Linked DNA regions of Homo sapiens: region 2 is linked to region 1. The links are chromatin contacts, found by Hi-C or POLR2A ChIA-PET in ENCODE. All regions are on one chromosome and are shown on one strand. Each heading gives the region's core, a stretch centred on a gene start or an enhancer-like site at or near the end of the contact. The rest is flanking DNA. Distances are from core to core; before and after follow the strand shown.

Region 1 (5,739 bases), core at 1,354-3,853:
GAGTGAGTTTTCTATTAGTTGCTGTCAGAGCTGGTTGTTAAGAGCCTGGCACCTCCCTCCTATCGATTTTCTTGCTGCTTTGTCTTGCTTCCTCGCTTACCATGTGATCTCTGCACATGCTGGTTCTCCTTCACCTTCACCCACAAGTGGAAACAGCCTGAGGCCCTCACCAGAAATAGCTGCTGGTACCATGCTTCTTGTACAGCCTACAGAACTGTGAGCCAAGTAAACCTCTTTTCTTCATAAATTACCCAGCCTCAGGTATTCCTTTATAGAAAAATAAATGGACTAAGACAGTTGTTAAATAACCTTATTTTGTTGACTAAAAGTAATTAGTATTTTATGACATTTATTTATTATGGCTGTTAACATTACAATTTATCCTGGCTAATTTCATCAGTAAACACTCTTATGAAATGATACTGTAGTTTACTTTCAACCAAGAATTGGTTGACTTTGATACAGTAATTAGATTAGGATTCCCACGTCAGATTTTCTTTCAAAAATAATTCCTATTATTATGTGGAAGCCTCCTTTTCTGATTTTTTTCTCTTATTTTCTAAGAACATAATATGTAAATGGATGTATAATGAATATTTGTGGCAAAAAGCATTTGTCTAAGAAGAATTAAGTTGATTCAGCTGTTAAAGGGGTCTTAGTTGTTAGAGCTTTTTGGCGGTTTATTTGCTATAATCAATAGACTTATTAATACTTTTAATTTTAGCCTAATAGTACTAATAGTCACATTTTGACTAACTATTGGGCCAGTTTTTCTTTGTCATTCATTGGTAGTTGAGTCTCTGTAGCCTTTATACTGCCCTATTTTTGGTTTGCCACATTTTAAATCTCAAACTGCCTATAATTTATACTGTTAGTCTTTGGAAATAAGTTTGAATTGACTATTCTGCTAAACTCATTTTAATGACCATGCTCCCTTGTGATGAGCTAAATTTATTTATTATTGTGTTGTCGTATTAATTTTTTTTTTTTTGAGACAGTCTCACTCTGTCGCCCAGGCTGCAGTGCGGTGGCTCAGTCTCCACTTACTGCAACCTCCACCTCCCGGGCTCAAGTGATTCTCCTGCCTCAGCTTCCTGAGTAGCTGGGATTACAGGCAAGATTAATGTTTTTTATTTGTAATCAATTTAAGCCTAATACATGTTCTAATAATTTTTGTATTTCATATATGGATAAATTATAATAATTCTTTTAAAGTGAAAGTATTGATGAGAGATACTTTTTTTTGGAATAGCTCATTTTAAGCCCCTGATACTTGATATGGATAAAATATTTTCAGTGTTTAATAAAATGTTGAAATATATTTAACTTTACTAATTTGAGCCCTGCCAATTATAATACTTTAGAAAAAGTGAAAATATAATAGTACATTTATAAGGCTTTTAAGTATTCACAAAATAGTCATTTCCCAGTAGATGTTTTTCAGCTCTTATGATACAGTGTTTTCTTTTTCTTTTGGCCATGTATTGATCAGAATTAGTCATTAACTTTACTAACAACTGGATTTAGTTTGTCAGCCTTGATGGTTTGGTTACACAGATGTAGCTATTGTGTCAACCCCACTGTTTTAAATATGTTCCTATGCCAGGTGAAATTTGATCCCTTTAAGCAAATTTCTGTTAAACACTTTGTGTCAGTTTCAGTAACGTTTCCCCAATGAACATTCCTACTGTACAAAATTTTACATATGTGTATTTACATATTTATACTTTTTTCACAAATGTGGGAATTTAGGATACTATGTTTGTAAAAATTGGGCAATTTTTCTTGAAGATAATTTTTAAAATTACAGCAAAACATAGGGCCCTGAGAAGAAGAGGTAAAATATATGGAAGAGCAAGTATGTATAGATAATTTTGTAACGTAACCTTGAGAGAAATATAGAAAACTGAGACAACATAAGCCAAAGGAAAGGAATTGGGATGTAAAACCTTTAGGGTAGAGCAGTGCTCTGCTGTGGTCATTTATGCCTTGGCATTAAGTTCTTTTGAATATAAAACAATGCATTTAGAAGGATTTTAAGACTATATCACAGTGCACTGGCATTTTCTTCTTCAATTTTCCAGGGCTAAATAAGGTAATTGAATAATAAAACTTAAAAGCATTTTTCATTTCATGAAGATCCAAGAAAAAATATTTCATAACAATTTTTATTTACAAGAAGGAAAAACATATTCATAAGAATCTTAGATGATTAGTAGGTTAATGAAATAAAAAGTTTGTTAGGAAGAAGGAATACTAGTTATTGAACAATGCCAATTTTTTCTATTTAAAAATATTTAAAATGCCATTAGTTGATTTATTTAATGAGCCATCAGCCTTTATTTTAGATTCACTATAACTCTGATCTCCTAAACCTGCTTTTCCTATCAGGTCTTAAATATTTCATCCCTGCTTTCTTTTACAATATAGTTTTTGGGAATGTAACTATCATGTTGATAAGTAATGCTAGGTGAAGGAAAAAGTTAAAACAACTCCAATGCTAGGCAGTGATATACCATAGAAAAATAAATGAGCCAAAGATAGGGGAAGTGATTTTTTTTGGAGGAAGAAAACAGAAATGAGAACAAGAGGACATGGATGACTGCTGAAAAACTGACCAAGTTCCTCTTCAGTCTTCTAACAGAATTTGGAAGATGTTCTTAGCATGCAACTGTTGGTTGAAAAAAACCCAAATGTACAAGGGCCATCAGTTCTTAAAAGTGGAATAGTGCATAGAAAGCTTATTGACACAACATAGCAGTTTGATGAAATGGACTGAAGCCATTTCTGTGGAGTGGACTCGTGGAAAATGTGATGCCTGATTCATAAAATTGTACACAGTTGAATGTTGCTATATAGGTAAGGTTTTGCAAACTCAGGACTCTCAGGAAACATCAAAGGTATATAGTTGGCACACTTAATTTTAGATATGTGTGATACGTTTGTGATTTTTTTTAAAAAAATATTTCCAGGAATGCTTAAGAAGATTATACCACCTCATGCTATAAAATAAAACTAACTTGGAGAATTCAACAATGTTTGCTGTTTTAATATGCATCTTACAAAGATAATTATAAACACTGAGAGTATTTACTGCAATGCCCTGAATATAGTATGCCTAAAGAATTTTCTGTATAAAAATAATTGTATTTATTTTAGTTAAAAATTGAGTAAAATATACATGCATCAAAATAATTTCTAGGTAGACCAAAGTGATATATGTAAAGAAAGACAAAATCAAAAATCAGGAAATTGCTGGTGAATATCTAATCTCGGGATAGAAAAATATTTTTTTAAATCACAAAAGCAATCAGTAATCAAAAGAAAAGATGACTGATAATTATTACCATATAAATATTTTTAAACTCATGTGTTAACAATTTATAGAACAAATAAGTTCGAGAAAATGTTTGTCCTTAGCATGTCAGTTAATTAAAATAAAACACAGAAACTTCATACAGTTCAGCAAAGGACATCTTGATTTGTGCTTTGGAGAATCTATTGAGTTTTTTTGGTTACTGAGTAATAGTTTAGTTAGATGTGTTGCTATAGCTATACATTCTTCCATCTTATGTTTTCAAAATATTAAGTGTCCTCATTTATTTTTTGTGTAATTGAGAATAAACTGAAATCAAGTAATACACATTCTCTCATAAAAATAAATATACTCGGTCATTGAATTGTAAAGTGTGGATCCCAGGATGATATCATCATCACCTGGAAACTTGTTAGAAATACACATTCTTGTCCCCTGACCAAAATCTATTGAATGAGAAACTCTGAGGGTGAAGCCCAGCATTTTAAAATCTAAAAATCCATGTTTTAACCCATTTGGGGATACTAAATAAACTGCTGTAGTCCTTCAATAAGCCCATCACACATTTTCACCATGTCATCTATAGGCACTTTTTCTACGGTGTTAACATCATCTTCATCATCACTATTATCATAATCACCTTGATTAAGAACCATTTTGGCTATTTCCCCATGGATCAATGAATGAATAATTAGAGCCGCATTATTGCTGGTAAAAACTTACATGACATCTGTTTCTTCCATCTTACTGCCAGACTCTGAAGGTGTATTTTTTTGTATATGTATGGAGGTCAGACATTATTTTTTTTCTCATGTGACATATAGAAACCTTCAAAGTCACCACTTTGTTCATCACCATCACTGAACATAGTTATAGCCCAGAGGTTGTGCCAGGCATGCACAACTGTGTATTTGTCACTGTATTCCAAACATGGGCATTCTTCGTGCTAAACTCCTTTTGAAAACTTTCCACACTCATGCCTCTGTTCACTGTTGCTAGCATGCTGATCAAGAAACTTTTTATATTTATTCTTTATTGATCCAAGAACACCCTAGTCACATGGATGAATTAATGAAGTCACAATTAGGGTAAAATACATGACCTAAACATTTTTAATGAGAATTTCTGCTGGATGATGAGCAGAATCCTTATCAAGCAGTGCCAAAATCTTGCAGTCGTTAATCATTCAGTCTAGATTCCCTACAGCAAGCAAGAGCCACTAGTACCAAATGTTTGTGAAACCAATCAGAAAAGATATCCCTAATTCTCTATGCCTTTTTGTTAGCATAATAATTTACTGGAAAGAAATTTACTCCTTGAAAACAACAAGGATATAAGCTTTTGTCTATCATAGCAAGGTTTTCTTTATGCATGCGTGCTGCATTAGCACATCCCAGAACAGTTATTCTGTCCTTAGCATCCTTAATTCCTATTGAAGCTGTCTCACCAGCTGTAGTCAGTGTTTTTCTGGTGCAATAATGCCGAAACAGTGATGTTTCATCAGCATTACAGACCTGTCCTGGTATCAGATTTTCATCAGTGATGACCTTAGTAACCTCATCAGTGAATATCTCCCTTGCTTCATGATCAGGAAATGGTACAAATCTTCAAAACCTTAACGCTGTGCTTTTTCTTAAATTTATGCAACTAGCCTGTTGAATGTTCACAGTTCCCTTCAATTTTCAGTTCATCGTGATAGATCTTTGCAAGTTTCATGTTCAGCATACCATTAAGTGGCATGTATTCACTGTGACACTGATGGTTCCATTCTTTCAATACATATTCAAGGACTTCATATTTCACTCCATGCATTGCTTTTCTATTTTTCATTAACTTCTGTTCATCACTTTCAGCATAGAACTTCCAACAATGTATCCTTCTCTTTCTTCAGGTCATACATGGTGGTCACTCCAACACTATACTCTTCTATAAGACATTTTCCACTTATACCACCATCCAGTTTCTTCAACAGCTTGACTTTCTGTGCTATAGATAAGTATAAATGCTTCCTCTTTTCTTTACTACTGTTACTCATAAGGGTATCTGCAGATCTTTCTACATTTTCCACAATACCTTTATACCACAGAGAAGAGAATAAGCAAAACAAAACAACATAATGAGTAAGGCATGTAGGTCTTGGCCTCATGTAGGGCATCACAGGCAACCCGCCATTGGTGTGTCTTGCCTGACATGTGCCATTTTATTACCCTTTGTGGATGTGCCTGCATGACGAAGTCTGGGGCATGTGTGGAAAAGATACTTCACAGCTGAAGGGGGCTGGGAGGGTCTCTTTGGAGACATTAAGTAAACTGTGTGTTGTGTATCTGCATTTTGACTGTGATCCATCATATGAGGTCAGGTGTGGAATTTTCAACTTGTGACTTCGTGTCAGCACTCAAAAAGTTTTGGATTTGGGGGAATTT
Region 2 (6,072 bases), core at 1,798-4,297, 150 kb after region 1:
GCATCAGCTTACACAGAGACAGCTGCAGAGTATGTGCTTTCCCTACTTGCTCTGCGTTCTTACACTGTTGGCCCAGTACCTAGCAGGGGCTCCAACCTGCTCCCGACACCACAACCTCTGCATGCAATGCCGTCTACCCTGGTGACCCTCTAAGGCTTGAGCTAAACCACAGCCCTCTTAGCTGGGGCTGGGATTTCCTTTCGAATTTTTTCAGATCTTTCCAGGAGGTGAATTTCATGTTGTGCTTCCTCAATCACTGGCTAGAGTCTGGCTGTGAGTGCACTGATATCCCAGAACCACTACCTAATATTTATTTTTTTTCCCACAATTCCTGTGCCTTATGTACTAGATTGAAATTCCTAGTACTGATACTTTCTGAGATAATATCTGTCCTTTGGATATTATTTTGTCTTGATCTTCAATTCTGCCTTACAGATGCCAACAGCTGCAAGTGGGTGGATTACTCCTTGCTTTCCTGAGTAGGGCCTTTCCTGGCCTCAGCTCACTAGGCCTTGTCAATAGCCCTGAACCCATCCTATCATGACACTGGACAAATTCCATACCTCACTAACCAGCTGTAGATAAAAACTTGAATCAACCATCATCATTTATAGACTCCAGGTAGCTTTCCCTAACAACCAGGACTTCACCTCTTCAGTGAGTTAAGTCTTCATCATCAATGCTTTCCTAATACATTTTGCATGTCTGTCTCACTGTATTTCTTCTTTGTTTTAACATTGTTTGCAAGTCATTCCTCTTAGAGTGTATATTCCTGGAGGGCAAGGCAGTGTCTAAGTCATCTTTACATCTCTATTTCTAATACATAGTAGGTACTCAATAAACCAATAAGCAGATGAACAAGGTGCCTTTTAACTCTCAAATTTTATAATTCTGGAATCTGTTAATATTGACTCATCTAATTTTGAAGTCAACAAAATGCCAAAAGATAGAGCAAGGAATTACATACACTTTGCTTCTTTATTCCTAATGTTTTTTTCCATAATAAGTTGTTGCTGTGTTCTATTTCATTAACGAGAAAAATGAAATAGAAAGAGCTACCCTTTTTTGAACACTTACTGTTAGCTATATACCATGCTAAGGGTGTATATACATCAACCCAGCCAGTTTATCCTCCTCCACATCCTATATTATCTTCATTTTATGGAACAGGAAATGGTGATATTTGTTTTCTATCCATGCCTGAGAAGCACCGCTTATTAGGTAAGGGAGAAACATTCTCTTTCCCCAAGAGTCCTTAGTGTGTAGAATTTCTTTTTCAGTTGGTGCTTTTGGCAGAGCTCAATCCCTGAGCACACTGAACTTACACTGTTCTTTCTTCATATACCAGACGCGACCCAGAATCTAGTGATGCAATCAAGATATTGACCTGGTTTTCTAAGATTATGGCAGAATAAGAATTCTGATCTTACTATTATGTCATAGTTAAAGCTGTTACACTTTGACTCTAGTTGGTTTTTTAGGGATGGAATGAGTTTTCGATTCCTTTCTTTGGTCTAGCAGGTATCAGGCAGCTTTGAGCAGTGCCCACATGAGTGTTCAGGAAGAAAGGGCACCCCCATCCAGTTAGATAATCTGGATCAACCACGCCAGTCAATAGGATGGCAAATATTGCAGGTCCACCAACAAATCATCATCTGCTTCCCCAAGGAGAAGGCTGGATTTCCCTTGCCTGGGTGGTAAATGGTAAATAACGTGGTCCTTAACTTTGGTCTGAATAGACTCTACAGAGTGGGATTCAGAACATTTCATCCAAAAATATATGGTAACTCTTAGATTTCAGACCTAGAGCCCTTATGCAATTTTCTACCATGGGGAAGTGACATCTTAGAAATAAAATACAATTTGCCAGGAATCTCTCATAATATATGTTCTCATTAGTATAAGGCTCTCAAATTGGCTTTTTCCCCTTCATTTTGAATTTGGTTTGCAGCCATACTCACACACACTAAGGTGCATCCATAAAGAAGGTAAAATCAAGCTGAGCCTCAACTACATGGATTCCAGCAACACTGTTCTTTCCTCTGACTCCAGGCCAGGGTGGAGAGCTCCTGTGAAGATGTTGGAGTGAACTGAAGCAGTGTAGGGTAGTGACAAATAACCAAATTTTACTGTTTGGAGTTTTTTAAACGTGAAATATCTAGGTATCTTTGCTATTATCAAAAAATGACAACCTCATTTCCATAAAGCAATTTTCCCCACAGCAGTCTCCAAGAGCTTCTCCACAGACCACCTCATCTCTGCACAGCAGGGTGAGAACAGCCAGAAGAGCCACCATCAGATTCACATGCATGGATTCCACTTTGATTCTCCTTAAAATGCCCAGACTCTTGAGTGACAGGAAAAACCCCATGTCCCAAAGACCTCAGCTCCAATTTCAGTCTTGTACCTCAAACTTGTTATCTTTGCTCTTCATCTGAACACTTTTCCCCCCCAAAAATTAAACTTTAGATCTGGGAATTCCCTGCCCTTTTTACATTTACAGGCTTGTAATCCACTCAGTTGAAATCTGTTACGGGCCTCAACAATCAAAACTAATAGTGAAAATGAAAAAAAATGCATCTAAAATATTTGTAATAGTGCTATTCCAAAATATCTCATAAGCTGCAGGCAACCTTCAGCAGTCCCCAGCTATAGTTCCAAATTTGAATCACATCATCATCATATATGTAATATTTGATCTACAAACTGTGATGACTAAGAGTTGCTAAAACTCTTTTTCTGCTACACTACCACAGGTATTGTTACCAATTATACAAAATCCATGAATACCATTAAATGCTTCTTTATTTTCCCTCTACTTTAATAGAATTTTATTTTTTGATTAAGGGAAACCAAAACATGAAAAGTCTGGTTTACTCAAATCCAAATACCATATGTAAGCAAATTTCATAAATGTATCCATGTATACGGACACTCTTTCTACACGTGACAAACAATAGGTTAAAACATATTCGTGCAAACACAATTCAGTTGTTTTCCATTTGGAATAAACATTTGGTCCAGCATATAAAAGCTACATTAAAAGACTTAGATGTGGTAAATAACTTGAACAAAAGAAACTTTGCCTATTACTAATACAACTAGAAAGGAGACGGGCTCAAGGATGAGTGAGATTTGTAGTCTTTCTGCAGCACGGCAACGTTTTATACAAGATAATGCCATTCCTTCCCCTTGGATAAACAACATGAGTCACTCTGTAAGCATTCAACAACTGGGCTCATAAATACCATATACCATCTGTCACTCAAATTTATGAAATCTTTGCTAATGTCACTTCAGGACTAAAAATTTCTACCTCAGTTTTTTTTTCCTTCCCTGGAACATAACTATAAAGGTAACATGCTTGCAGAGACTTGTAGAATTTTGTAACAGGGACAAAAATAAACAAAAACATCTTTGTGATTCTTCATTCTCAGCAATGTATTAATAACGTTTTCTGATTAAGTACAATGATTATGTTTCTCCAAAGGAAAAACTCAATGAATCATTTTTAGCCCTAGTTTAACCAAAATTATTCTCTATCTGAAGCAAGTCCAGATGATTCACTTAGAATTACCTACAGAAGGCCAGGCATGGTGGCTCACGCCTATAATCCTAGCACTTTGGGAGGCCAAGGTGGGCGGATCACCTGAGGTCAGGAGTTCATGACCAGCCTGGCCAACATGATGAAACCCTATCTCTACTAAAATACAAAAATTAGCCAGGGATGATGGCGGGTGCTTGTAATCCCAGCTACTCTAGAGGCTGAGACGGGAGGATTGCATGAACCCAGGAGACGGTTGCAGCCTGGGCAGCTGAGCGAGACTCCGTCTCAAAAAAAAAAAATTACCTACAGATGTTATATGTAAGTGTGTGTGTGTGTGTAAAATATGTAGTTATATATTATATATAATATATACATGTTTTCAGAAATCTCACAGATTTTTTATTAACAGCATTTTGTTTGATCACAAACTAACACTTTTAATTATTGTTCCAGGCCCACATAATCAAGTAATGTTGTCTTTAAAAGTGAGTAAGTCCATTGGAATTTTTTTCCCATATTTGTATTAAGGTATAATTTACATGTAGTAAAAGTCACGCATTTTTCTGTGAGTTTTGAGAAATGTATACAGCCATGTCACCATCACCACAATCAAGATGTGGAATGGTTCTGTCATTGTCCCAAATGTCTTTTGTACTTTGTAATCAACCCCTCTTCCCACCCTAACCCCTATCCAGTGCTGATATGTTTTCTGTCCCTGTAGTTTTGTGTTTAAAAGAATCTTATACGAGTGGTATCTTATATAAGTATGTAACCCTTTGAGCCTGGCTTCTTTCGCTTAGAAAAATGGATTTAAGATTCATCCACCTTGTTGCAGGAATCAGTTCATTGTTTTTTACTGGTGAATAGTATCACATGGTACAAATGTACAATTTGTTTATCTTTTCCTTAACTGAGGGATCTTTTCCTCAACTGAGGGATATTTGTTTCCAGTTTTGGGTGATTACAAATAAAGCCTTTAAAAAATTCACATACAAGTTATTGTGTGAATATGTTTTGATTTCTCTGAGGTAAGTACTTAGAAGTAGGGCTGCTGGGTCATGCACTAAAAGTGTACGAATAAGTTCATAAAAAAAGGCCCAACTGTTTTCCCAAGAGGCTGAACCATATTTCACTCCCACCTGCAAAGTATGAGAATTCCAGTTATTCTAAAGCCTCACCAACACTTGCCATTATCTGTGTGATTCTATATCTTTAAAGAATTATCCATGACTTCTTATGCAGCTAATTCAATGTCTTTGATTTTGAATGAATGTGATTTCTATTTGCAAGGGAAAAAAAATCAAATCACAGAAGAAATGAACTTTATCTCCTCCTTAGTTGAGCATTTTCTCTTGAGTGGATTGACTTTCTCAGTTTCTGGGGTTCACCTTGACTTGAAACACGATCTTGTGCAAAATCCAGAGTAGAATCTGCTGCAGGTTTCTTCATGTCTTCTGGAAGCAATGCCCAATTTCCCTGGTACTTGGGAACAGGACTCTTTCTTCTCATGCTTTGGATGCATTAGATTAAGTCCAGTGGAGGAACACAAAACATGAAAAGAGCATTCTAAAAAAAAAAAAAAAAAAAAAAAACTCAGTAAAGATTCTATGACCTGCAGAGAATTTGATCACATCTTCTTTGTCATTCCTGCTTCCCTGCTTCCCAGCCACCCAAACTGTACTCCTTATTCACAACTTGTAAAAATAACTACTTTATTATAAGTCACATACCAAAATACTCATCATTTTAAAGAGTACAATTTAGTGGCTTTTAGTATATTAACAGGGTTTTGCATCTATCATTGCTAATTTTAGAAAGTTTTCATCATCCAAAAAGAAACCCCATGTCCATTAGCAGTCTTACCCCATACCACCCTCCATCCAGCCCCTGCAATCACGGATGTACTTTCTGTGTTTATGAACTCACCTATTCCAGACATTTCATATAAATGGAATCATACGATACATTAACTTTCGTGTTGGCTTCTTTGACTTAGCATAATGTTTTCAAGGTTCATCATGTTGTAACAGTTATCACATTACTTTGTAGGGCCAAATAAAATTTCACGGCACAGCTGTTAATCCACAAACAAATTTCCATTACTATTTGTTCATGTACCCTCCAACTGATTATGTGGGTGTTTCCACTTTCTGGCTATTGTGAATATGTTATGAACATTCAGGGAGAAAGTTTTGTGTGGACGTATGTTTTAAATTCTTTTGAGTTTTTACTGAGCAGAGAGTTGCTGGGTCATGTAGTAACTCTATGTGTAAGAGTTTGAGAAACTTCAAAACTGTTTTTCCAAAATAGCTGTGCCATTTCATTTTCCCACCAGCAATATGTGAAGTTTCCAATTTCTCCACATCCTTTCCAACACTTGTTAGCTGTCTGTCTTTTTAATTTAGCCACCTTAGTGTAAAGTTGTTGTTGTTGTTGTTGTTTTGAGACGGAGTCTCGCTCCGTCGCCCAGGCTGGAGTGCAGTGGCGCGATCTCGGCTCACTGCAAGCTCCGCCTCCCTGGTTCA

Evidence for each region. Hi-C counts contacts between places; a loop is a spot of excess contacts on that map. ChIA-PET counts read pairs that join two places held with the same protein, here RNA polymerase II (POLR2A).
Region 2: a loop to region 1 is called in a map of PC-3, with 2.8 times the contacts of the local background. The contact joins two enhancer-like sites. A Hi-C loop is called at or near these places in 1 of 168 maps with a recorded cell type or tissue (PC-3). POLR2A ChIA-PET finds 5 or more read pairs at or near these places in 4 of 52 experiments (MCF 10A, activated CD4-positive, alpha-beta memory T cell and activated naive CD4-positive, alpha-beta T cell).

The regions. Positions count from the first base shown.
Region 1 is chr13:33,545,673-33,551,411 of GRCh38, forward strand. It overlaps a transcript of STARD13 not described here. Among named protein-coding and RNA genes, the nearest start is that of LINC02344, 210 kb to the left of the region's middle. Within about 2 kb of position 2,604, at least 2 of the 41 ENCODE cell types and tissues checked have a DNase peak (open chromatin) inside an H3K27ac peak, as active enhancers do.
Region 2 is chr13:33,694,049-33,700,120 of GRCh38, forward strand. No RefSeq gene overlaps it. Among named protein-coding and RNA genes, the nearest start is that of RFC3, 120 kb to the right of the region's middle. Within about 2 kb of position 3,048, at least 4 of the 41 ENCODE cell types and tissues checked have a DNase peak (open chromatin) inside an H3K27ac peak, as active enhancers do.